2 separate regions of the Homo sapiens genome follow, and region 1 is linked to region 2. Evidence: read pairs that join two places in POLR2A ChIA-PET (ENCODE). Cell type or tissue: PC-9. All regions are shown on one strand. Links, peaks and the distances in the headings refer to the core of each region. The heading gives the core; the rest is flanking DNA.

Region 1 (5,377 bases), core at 140-5,139, 130 kb after region 2:
ACTACTGGTTAATATACTGAAGTGAGTAGAAGAGTTAAGCTGAAATTTTATAGAAGAAAAAAAAAGAATTGAAAAAAAAAAAAACTGAGCTCTTAGTGCTAACTTTTCTCCAATCACTTAAAATCAAAGTATAGCGTTCTCCTTCTAAATCAGGACCAGCTGTTTTCACAAAGAAAACATCCAAATCACCTAATCACAGAATTAATCTATCCAGAAAGAATATTCTAAGAACATATTATATGTGCCAGACATTGTTGACTTTTTAAAGCTACTCCATTTGTAGAACAAGTTCTATTTAGAAGAGCCTCAACTTTATTTGCACTATTTCTTCCAAGAGTTCTCAAGGAAAAAGAAAAAAATCCATGTTTCTTCCCACTTTCGGAAGAACTGAGAGCTGGAACATAGAAAAATTCAAGGACAGGCCAGGCGCAGTGGCTCACACCTGTAATCCCAGCACTCTGGGAGGCCAAGGCCCACACAGAGATTCCACTACCTTTTTTCTCTTTTACTTCATATAAACTTTCATCACAACAAGATGAGAAAATTAGCCGGGCATGTTGGTGGGTGCCTATAATCCAGCCACTCGGAGGCTGAGGCAGGGAACTGAACCCAGGAGGCGGAGGTTGCATTGAGCAGAGATCACGCCACTGCACTCCAGCCTAGGCAACAGGGCGAGACTCTGTCTCAAAAAAAAAAAAAAAAAAAAAAAATTCAAGGACAAAAAAACTGGGCCCAAGACTTATAAGAGTATATTGCTTCTTAGACTATTTTGACTTTAGGTGAATCAATCTAATATCTACATTCTTTTTTCTTTTTCATAAATGATAATCTGCTTTTTGCTTCAATGCCCAGGAAGACAGAAACACCCAAGTGAGGTAAAAGACTTCTATGGAAGATGCCCTTATCTAAGTTAAATAACCTGTCAGAATTTTCATAATTTTCATGGGAAAAGAAGCCCATACCAGGCCTATGCCAGGCAATGGGCTAATATCTGTATTTTTAAAATTTAATTGCATATATAACCTTAGATCAAACAATTCCACTTCTAAATGTTACATTTACAGATATATTTATACATGTATACATTATATACATTTATATATTTATGTATACTTTGTATACATGTATACAAAGAATATTCACTGCACTCTTCTTTGTTGTAGTAAAGACTAGATACAATCTAAACATCCCTCGATACAGGAAAGCCTAAATAAAGTAAGGCCTATTCACATAACGTAATACTATGAAAAGGAGGAGATACTGCCATGGTACTATCTCCAAGATGTGAAATAAAGAGAAATGAAAATGAGAAAGTGAGTATGCTACTATTTATATTTTTTTTCTAAAAAAAAAATGAAGAAAATATAGACATATATGCATTTGCATGCACAGACTATCTCTGGTAGCATAGTTCTTCAGAGGCAAAGCAACAAGGTCTAGGAACAGGGTAAACATCTTTTCAGGGACTGAATTTTCTGTTCTAACCATATGTACATATTACCTATTAACATTTTCTTTACATTAAAGCTCAAAATGTTTAAAGCTTTCCAGAGACCAAGAAGTTAATCCTAAAATAACAGCAAATGTTTCCCTCAAAGAGAAAAGGGTTAGAAACTCTGGCTTCATTAAATCTATCATGAGACCAATCTTAGCAATCAGGATGGTTGTGACAATAGCCCCTAACTTCTAAGGGCCTTGAAGGCAGCATCACCTGGCTGGAATGCTCTGGGCCTTTCTTTTTTTCCCTTGGGTTTTCTGTGTCTGCTCTTCACCATCCACTTCATCTTCCTTCACTAATTCATTTACATCATCTTCACTATACTCTCCACCTGAAATCACATAACAGGGTGATCAGACAGGAATAAAGGTTTTCACATCAAGATGAGACATTTTCATTAATACAAGCTTTCACACCGAGACATTTTCATTAAGAAAAAGTGAATTTTCCCCTACTCTTCACCTAACGAAAACATCATTTCCTTGGGGAAGTCTTCTCTGCCCCTGAAGACTACCCTACGTTCTTCTATCGTAGGCTTCCATGGCAGTCTCTATTTCCCCTCCAAAACTCATCCCACTTATATTTAATGTTGGTAATTTCTGCTGTGCTGTATACTCCAAGAGGACATAAACCCTGTTCATTGTGACTTTTAAGTATTCACTAAATGAATGAGTGAATGAACAGAAATTTCAATTCTACTAATGTGTTTCTCAAAGAAGAAACTGATGCACTACCTCATCTTGGGTATCTTTCAAATCTAATTTAAAAAACACTTTGTCTTCTCAATAAAAGAAGTTTAAAAGGAAACCTAAAGACTTCCAGTTAAACATAGCAGAAAGAACAAACACACCCATGTCCCATTGTCAGACACTGACATTCAAGGGTCCCCAACAAAAGAGTGTTGCTTGGATGTCTGACCACATGCTGTGGGTACCAGTCAATAAACCAACCCTGCCCACACAGAGATTCCACTACCTTTTTCCTCTTTTACTTCATATAAACTTTCAATTGAAGTGTACATACCAAAAAGCACACAAATCTAATATACAGTTCAATGGAATGACACACAGTGAACACACTTGCATAACCAGGGCCCCAGCTCGAGGAACTGAACATTAGCAGCATCCCAGAAGGCCCCCTGTGCTCCCTTCCAGTCACTAACAACTGCCCTACCCCTAAAGGGAACCAATATCCTGACTTCTAAAGTCACGGGTTAGTTTTGCCTGCTTTTCAACTTTCAACAGAAGCCTGCAGTGTGTACTCTTCTGTGTCTGGCTTCTTTTATTCAACATTATGTTTGTGAGAGTCACCCACATTGTTGCAGTGTAGCTGTAGTTTATTCATTCTCACTCCTGAACAGTAAATAGTGTGTCATTGTATGACTATACCATAATCCGTTTATTCATTCTACTGCTGATGCACAACTAGGTTGTTTCCAATTTGGAGTCATTACAAACAGTACTGTTGTGATACTCCTGTGCATCCAATCAGCTTTATTTATTTATTGAGACGGAGTCTTGCTCTGTCACCCAGGCTGGAGTGCAGTGGCGCGATCTTGGCTCACTACAACCTCTGCCTCCCAAGTTCAAGCGATTCTCCTGCCTTGGCCTCCTGAGTAGCTGACATTACAGAAGTGTGCCACCACACCCAGCTGATTTTTATACTTTTAGTAGAGATGGGGTTTTATCATGTTGGCCAGGCTGGTTTTGAATTCTGACCTCAGGTGATCCAGCCGCCTTGGCCTCCCAAAGTGCTGCGATTACAGACAGGAGCCACCGCACACGGCCTCCAATCAGCTTTTAAATACTTCACTTATAATGTACCAAGGACCACCAAACACTTGAGAAAAGCCTCCAATATGAAAGGCAAGATTCAAGACAAACAGAAAGGAATTCAGAGGAAACAAAATTAGTGCAGAAAGAGGGGATGGGGAGGGGGACAGATTAAAAACTTAAGGAAAAAGGATTTGTAATTAATATCCTGAAAGAGGTAAGAGAAACTGTGGCATCCATGGAATAAAAATAAGACTTTTAAAATAATTCAGAAAAATGAAACAAACAAAAAAGCTCGTAAAAACTAAAACAATGATAAAAGAGATTTAAAAAAAAAAAAAAAAGGTAAACCAGTGGCTCACGCCTATAATCTCAGCCCTTTGGGAGGCCGAGGCAGGTGGTTCGCCTGAGCCCAGGAGTTGAAGACCAGCCTGGGCAACTGTGAAACCCTGTCTCTACAAAAAAATACAAAAATTAGCTGGGCTTGGTGGTACACACCTCTAGTCTAAGCTGAGGCAGAAAGATCACTTGAGCCTGGGAGGTCAAAGCTAGAGTGAGCCAAGATCACACCACTGCACTCCAGCCTGGGTAACAGAGCAAGACCCTGTCTCAAAAAAATAAATACATAAATTAAAAAATTTTTTAAAGGCGATGAGAAGGAGCCAGCTGTGTGAAAATCTGGAGAATAAGCATTTGAGGCTGAGGTGGAAACAATCAATATCCAAAATGGAATTCTGTTTGACATCCCAAACACCAAGGGCTAAGTGACAGTGTTTCATGAAGAGAGCAGTGAGTTCCTGCTTAAGACAGCAATCTGAACATAGAAATGTAATTTTACTTCCTCCTGAACCTAGTGAGACCCCATATCTAAAAAAAATTTTTAAACATTAGCCAGGCATGGTGGAGAATGCCTATGGTCCCAGCTGCTTGGGAGGCTAAGGGGAGGATCACTTGAACCCAGGAGGTCAAGGCTGAAGTGAGCCATGAACACGCTACTGCATTCCAGCCTGGGTGACAGTGAGACCCTGTCTCAAAAACAAAAACAAAAACAAATACCACCCCAAAATACAAAGAAACACAAATGTATTTACCTTTTTATCCAGCAGTCCCACTTCTATCCCAGAATATATAATAGTTTATTCACTCAGTACTGTTTGTAATAACAAAAAATTAGAAACAACTCAAGTTGTCTCACAGTAAGTGACTGGCTGAAAATGCTATGGTCCATCTAAATAATGGAATACCACAGTCATTACAATGCAATGTGTAAAATTTCTATGTATTTACCTCCAAGATATACTCTTAAGTTAAACAGAAAAAAAAGGAGAGGAAAAGCAAAAGAACAGTGTATGAAATATGCCAGCTCTGGATGAGGAAAAAGGAAGAATTAAGAATATGCTTATATTTGTTTGTATATGGAAAAAGCGACACTAGAAGGATAAACAAGAAACTAATGAAAACAGCTCCTTATAAGGGTCAGGATAAAACAGAGTAGAAGCAAGAGTTCACTGTGTTTATCTCTCTACAGAACTTTGAAAATCTCTTAAATTCAAAAGTTTGAATAAATAAACATAACTGTATACCAAAATGATAACATAACCACATAAACAAAAGATCTATTCCCAGGACTTTAAAAACAGTATTCTGACTATACATCTTCATCAAGATGCATTCCAAAGACAAAAAAAAAAAAGTTCTACTCTGTGTAGTAACATCAATGCTGGTATTTTGAAACTATTTCCTTTATATCATAGGTTAAAGCAAGTAATTAATCACGTTAGGAATCTAGATCTTCAGAATAAGAGAAATGACACAATTATAAAATCAAAGAAATTGGCTGGGAGCGGTGGCTCATGTCTGTAATCCCAGCACTTTGGGAGGCTGAGGTGGGTGTATCACCTGAGGCCAGGAGTTCGAGACCAGTCTGGCCAACACAGTGAAACCCCATCTCTACTAAAAATACAAAATTAGCTGGGTGTGGTGATGCATGCCTGTAATACCAGCTACTCAGGGAGCTGAGGCAGGAGAATTGCTTGAACCTGGGGGGCGGAGGTTGCGATGAGCTGAGATACACCACTGCACTCCAGCCTGGGCAACAAGAGTGAAA
Region 2 (5,377 bases), core at 170-5,169:
CTGTAATCCCAGCACTTTGGGAGGCCAAGGCGGGCGGATCACGAGGTCAGGAGATCGAGACCATCCTGGCTAACATGGTGAAAACCCGTCTCCACTAAAAATACAAAAAATTAGCTGGGCGTGGTGGCGGGCACCTGTAGTCCCAGCTAGTCGGGAGGCTGAGGCAGGAGAATGGCGTGAACCCGGGAGGCGGAGCTTGCAGTGAGCAGAGATCGCGCCACTGCACTCCAGCCTGGGCGACAGAGCAAGACTTCATCTCAAAAAAAAGAGAATCAGGAATGTGGAAAATTATCAAAGGGCTAAAGCAGTGCACCACAGCATCATTCATAATCACAACAGTGGGTGACCTGAATGGCCAATGGTGGAAGATCGGTAAAATAAACCATGGCACAACCACAAATGGCATATGCTCTGCAGCCCTTAAAAACCGTGTGCTCGGCCAGGTGCAGTGGCTCACACCTGTAATTCTAGCACTTTGGGAGGGTGGATCACTTAAGGTCAGGAGTTCAAGACCAGCCTGGCCAACATGGCGAAACTCCGTCTCTACTAAAAATACAAAAATTAGCCAGGCGTGGTGGTGAATGCCTGTAATCCCAGCTACTCAGGAGGCTGAGGTGGGAGAATCGCTTGAACCTGGGAGGCAGAGGTTGCGGTGAGCCAAGATCATGCCACTGCACTCCAGCCTGGGCGACAGAGCAAGACCCTCCCTCAAAATAATAATAATAATAATGTACTCAAAGAATGTTGAGAATATTTAATAGGGAAATGCTCAGCGCGTAGCATTTGGTTAAAACTGCACACACCAGGGCAGGCTGATAGGACTGTGATGATGGAAATGTTCTGCACCTGCCTGGTCCCTTATTCCATAGACAATAACCATAGGCCACTAATGAACACATGAGGTCTTGGACTAGCACAACTGAAGAACTGAATTTTACATTTTAACAAATTTAACATTTAAAGAGCTGCAGGTGATAGTGACTTCTGTATTGAATTGCACAGGTACACTAAATCCCAAGTATGTTAAGAAAAGGTGTGGGTGGCTGGGCGTGGTGGCTCATGCCTGTAATCCTAGCACTTTGGGAGGCCAAGGCAGGCAGATCGCTTGAGACCAGAAGTTCAAGACAAGCCTGGGCAACATGGCAAAATCCCGTTTCTACAAAAAAAAAATACAAAAACTAGCCGGGCGTGGTGGTGCACACCTGTAGTCCCAGCTACTCAGGAAGGTGAGGCAGGAGAGTCGCTTGAGCCAAGGTCGAGGATGCAGTGAGCTATGATTGCAGCACTGCACTGCAGCCCAGGTGACAGACCCTGTCTCAAAAAACAAAAACAAAAACAAAAAAAGGTATGAAAAACACATTAAACACATAAAAAATGGCTGAAATAATATTCCAAAGTGTATACAGTAGTTTTCTCTGTTAGGAAGGTTATAGGAGATTTAAATTTTCTTTCATTTTTCTGCTGTCAAATTCTCAATGAATAGATTTCTTCTCCATCAGAACAGCAGAGGAATATCAGGAGGAGAGAGAAGGAGGGAAGAGGAGAGCCAGTAGAACTCAGGTTGGCAGGAAGAGCCCAGCGGGGCTGCCCTGGCTGAGCTGGCAGGAGCGGGAGCCGCGAGAATCCGCCTAGCTCAGGGCTTGTTTTGACAGGAGTGTGGTGCGTGGGGGCTGGGTCTCCAAGCGGCAGGGCAACCTAGCTGACACACTGCAAACTCGGCTTCGCTGGTGTGAGTGTGTGTGTGCACATGGGTCCTGCCATCTGTTGCCCACCTGGCAGGAAAGTGTTGTCTCTTCAGCTGTATTTGTTGGGTCTTCGGTGGATTTTGTTGTCTGAATTTCTCACTTGCTTCTCAGGCCTGACTTCAGCTGCTTCTCCAAGTTACCAACAACTTTTTTTTTTTATAAAAACATTTGAGACAGAGTCTCGCTGTGTTGCCCAGGTTGGAGTGCAGTGGGGCAATATTGGCTCGCTGCAACCTCCACCTCCTAGCTTAAGTGATCTTCCCACCTCAGCCTCCCAAGCAGCTAGGACTACAGGTGTGTGCCACCATGCCTGGCTAATTTTTTTTTTTTCTTTAGACAGGATTTCACTCCTGTCACCCAGGCTGGAGTGCAGTGGTGTGCTCTTGGCTCACTACAACTTCTGCCTCCCGGGCTCAAGCCATCCTTCTGCCTCAGCCTTCTGAGCAGCTGGGACTACAAGCACACACCACCACGCCTGGCTAATTTTTGTATTTTTAGTAGAGATGGAGTTTCACCATACTGGCCAGGCTGGTCTTGAACTCCTGACCTCAGATGATCCACTGGTCTCCCAAAGTGCTGGAATTACAGGCATGAGCCACTGCACCCGACCTAATTTTTGTATTTTTTTGTAGAGACAGGGTCTCACTATGTTGCTCAGGCTGGTCTCAAACTCCTAGACTCAAGTGCTCAGCCCACTTTGGTCTCCCAAAATGCTGGGATTACAGGCGTGAACCACTGTGCCCGGGCGCCGACCCCCACAACTTTTAGGAGACTTCAGCCAAGCTCTTTGAAAGTAGGAGGAAGTTCCTGCAGGTGAGTCTCGGCAGACATCGGGGATGGAACCTAGGCTGACTTATTCATTGTGGCTTTGCTGGTGCAGCAGTTTAGGAATTTCAGTTATTTGAAGTGGCAAGGATAAAGAAAGATGTAATTTTCCTAAATATATAGCTGGAGGCCTTTTAATTATTTTACTGCTAAGGAGGTCATAAGCACTGGTTCTCAAGCTTTGGAGTGCCGAAGAATCACCTGGCTGCTTGTTAGAAGTAGAGATTCCTAGTGTTAAGCCCCAGGGATAATTTAATCAACCCCCTCATTTTATAGACAGGCCAGGGGAGGCAGAGGGCCAAGCCATGTGCCCAAGGTCACCAGCTGGTCAGCAGCGCCGGGATTAGGATCTGGGCATCTGATGTGGGTGTCTTTCACTAATTGCCTTGCCTCTCAATTCGCTTGTGTCAGTTGTCTGCCTTAAAGGAAGAGTTAGACAAAAGTGGGCTGTGAGGTTTTTTTCCCACCACCAACCAATTCTCCATCACCAACTGGATGTCCGACAATTCAATTCTGACACTACCCAGAATTAGCATACACCCCACAGGTTAAGGACTTGGTCCCACAAGACTGCCCACACTTCTGACACCAGCTACAAATGGAGTGTCCAGGCTACTCATACTTCTGCCCAGCTGACTATAAATTTGGAGGTTCCCATGAACCCTTCTTCCTATTGGGTTTTTTGTTTTGTTTGAGACAGGGTCTTGCTCTATTGCCCAGGCTAGAGTGCAGTGGTACAATCTTGGCTCACTGCAACCTCCACCTCCTGGGCTCAAGCAATCCTCCCACCTCAGCCTCCTAAGTAGCTGGGACCAGACAGCTACCATGCTTAGCTAATTTTTAAGTTTTTTTGTAGAGACAGGGTCTCACTATATTGCCCAGACTGGTCTTGAACGCCTGGACTCAAGCTGATCCTCCTGCGTTGGCCTCCCAAAGTGCTGGGATTACAGACATGGGCCACTGTGCCCACACTCCTATCAAGTTTGATAATTTACTAGAATAACTCACAGACTCAGGAAAGTGCCGTACTCACCATTGCAGTTTATTATACAGGATGAGAATGAACAGCCAGATGAAGTATATAGGTGAGGTCTGGAAGGGTCCTGAGTGCAGTAGCCTCTGTCCCCATGGACTTGGGGGTGCAAGGGGGTTCGGGGTTTTTGTGAGGTTTCATTACATAGGTATGATAGATTAAATCACTAGTCTGTGGTGATTGAGCTCCATCTCTGGCCCCTCTCCCCACCCTGGAGGCTGGGAGGGGAGGGCTGAAATCATGTGGTTGGTTTTCTGGCACCCAGTCCCCATCCTGAAGCTATCGAGGGCTCCCCTATGATAAGCCATGGTCCCTCATTAGCACACAAGACAGTAAATTCCAAGGGTTTTAGGAGCTCTGTGCCAGAAACACAAAGCCAAATAATTAATTAATAGTTAATTAACTGAGACAGGATCTTGCTTTTGCACACCCAGGCTGGAGTGCAATGGCATGATCCCAGCTCACTCCAGCCTTGACCTGCCAGCCGATTCCCCTGCCTCAGCTGCCCGAGTAGCTGGAACCACAGGCACGCGACACTACGCCCGGCCAATTTTTTGATTTTTTAGAGATGGGATCTTGGTATGTTGCCCAGGCTGGTCTTGAACTCCTGGGCTAGAATGATCCTCCTGCCTCAGGCTCCCAAAGTGCTGGGATTACAGGGGTGAGTCATATTTTTTTATTATAACACATGGGATATTTGCAATTTTTTTTGGAAAATACTACTGCATCACAAAGACAAAATAAGCCTTTATAATGATAATGCTTATTCTGGTTGTCTCTAGCTCAGTTGTCTATAGGCGGCTCAAGGGCACACATCGGACCCTGTTGGTACAGGAGGGCTGGGATGTGGGGCGAATGGTGACTGGGAGATGGGCAGCTTTTCCTTCTCATGACTCAGGACCCTGAACCTCAAATTCAAGGATCCAATAATGGAACTCAATGGCAGAGTGGTAACAAAATTGTGAGCCTGCTAGAGACAACCTGACAGGGTGTCTGATACAGAGAGGGTTCAGCCTGCTGCAGACAGTGCCCCTCGGCACCCAATGAGCTTAAAAAATGTGTTCCATTTGTCAGTTGGGGTGCCTCGAACTCTGGCAGGCCCAGGTTATCATGCAAATGTGTTCAGTGGAAGAAGGCATGAAATCATTCTCAGAGATGAATGGGGCTGCTCAGCGGACCTGGGAGAGGAGGGCTCTGCCCAGTAAGACTCCTGCACATCCTCAGGAGATCTGGCCACACCTCCCACTGAGAGAAGGCACTCACAGGAGGTTCAAGGCACAGCCTGGGCCTAAGGGCCCAGGGACAACTCAGGACACCGGGCAGTTTGAAGACAGGCAGCCCCATAACTTCTGCCAGAAAATCCAGACATTGAGTGTAATTCGTTTTGGTGTCTTTACATTTCAAGCTCATTTATCCAGGTCAGGAACCATTTAGTTTGCATCTAACAAGTCGAGGCCTGTGCAGCATCCTTCTAACATATGGCCTGTTCATCCTGCCTCTGAGCATCTGTCACAGCCATGTTTTGGGAGGAGGCTGACTCGGCCAGTTTCGCATCGTCAGCTGGCAGGGGCAATCCCACTGTGCAGCTGCTTGAAGAGGGGCACATGGCCTGGCCCAGTCCCCTTGGCTTCCCCGGCCCCCCAAAACCTGCTTTTTAGAGAAAGAAAGGGGGGCACCTGGCAGGCCACTTGTGAGTCACTCATCTCCTGGGAAATGTTCCAGGCGCCACTTGGAGGAGATCACTCTGGAAAGCTCCCTGATGCCCAGCAAGCCC

The links. Peaks named below come from ENCODE experiments on the same cell type or tissue, not always from the same donor. Only the 100,000 strongest peaks of a DNase experiment are listed, where the experiment ranks them.
Region 1: POLR2A ChIA-PET joins it to region 2 with 5 read pairs; 6 of 35 experiments call an interaction of 5 or more read pairs at or near these places.

What each region holds. Positions count from the first base shown.
Region 1 is chr16:75,412,867-75,418,243 of GRCh38, forward strand. CFDP1 (craniofacial development protein 1) reads right to left here. Exons shown (of 7, transcript NM_006324.3): 2 at 1,712-1,829. Among named protein-coding and RNA genes, the nearest start is that of CFDP1, 18 kb to the right of the region's middle. In PC-9, for the core only: no CTCF peak of the experiment used is centred there; no DNase peak of the experiment used is centred there.
Region 2 is chr16:75,277,844-75,283,220 of GRCh38, forward strand. No RefSeq gene overlaps it. Among named protein-coding and RNA genes, the nearest start is that of BCAR1, 29 kb to the left of the region's middle. In PC-9, for the core only: no CTCF peak of the experiment used is centred there; DNase peaks (open chromatin) are centred at 2,298 and 2,688; H3K4me3 peaks cover 421 bases; H3K27ac peaks cover 2,053 bases.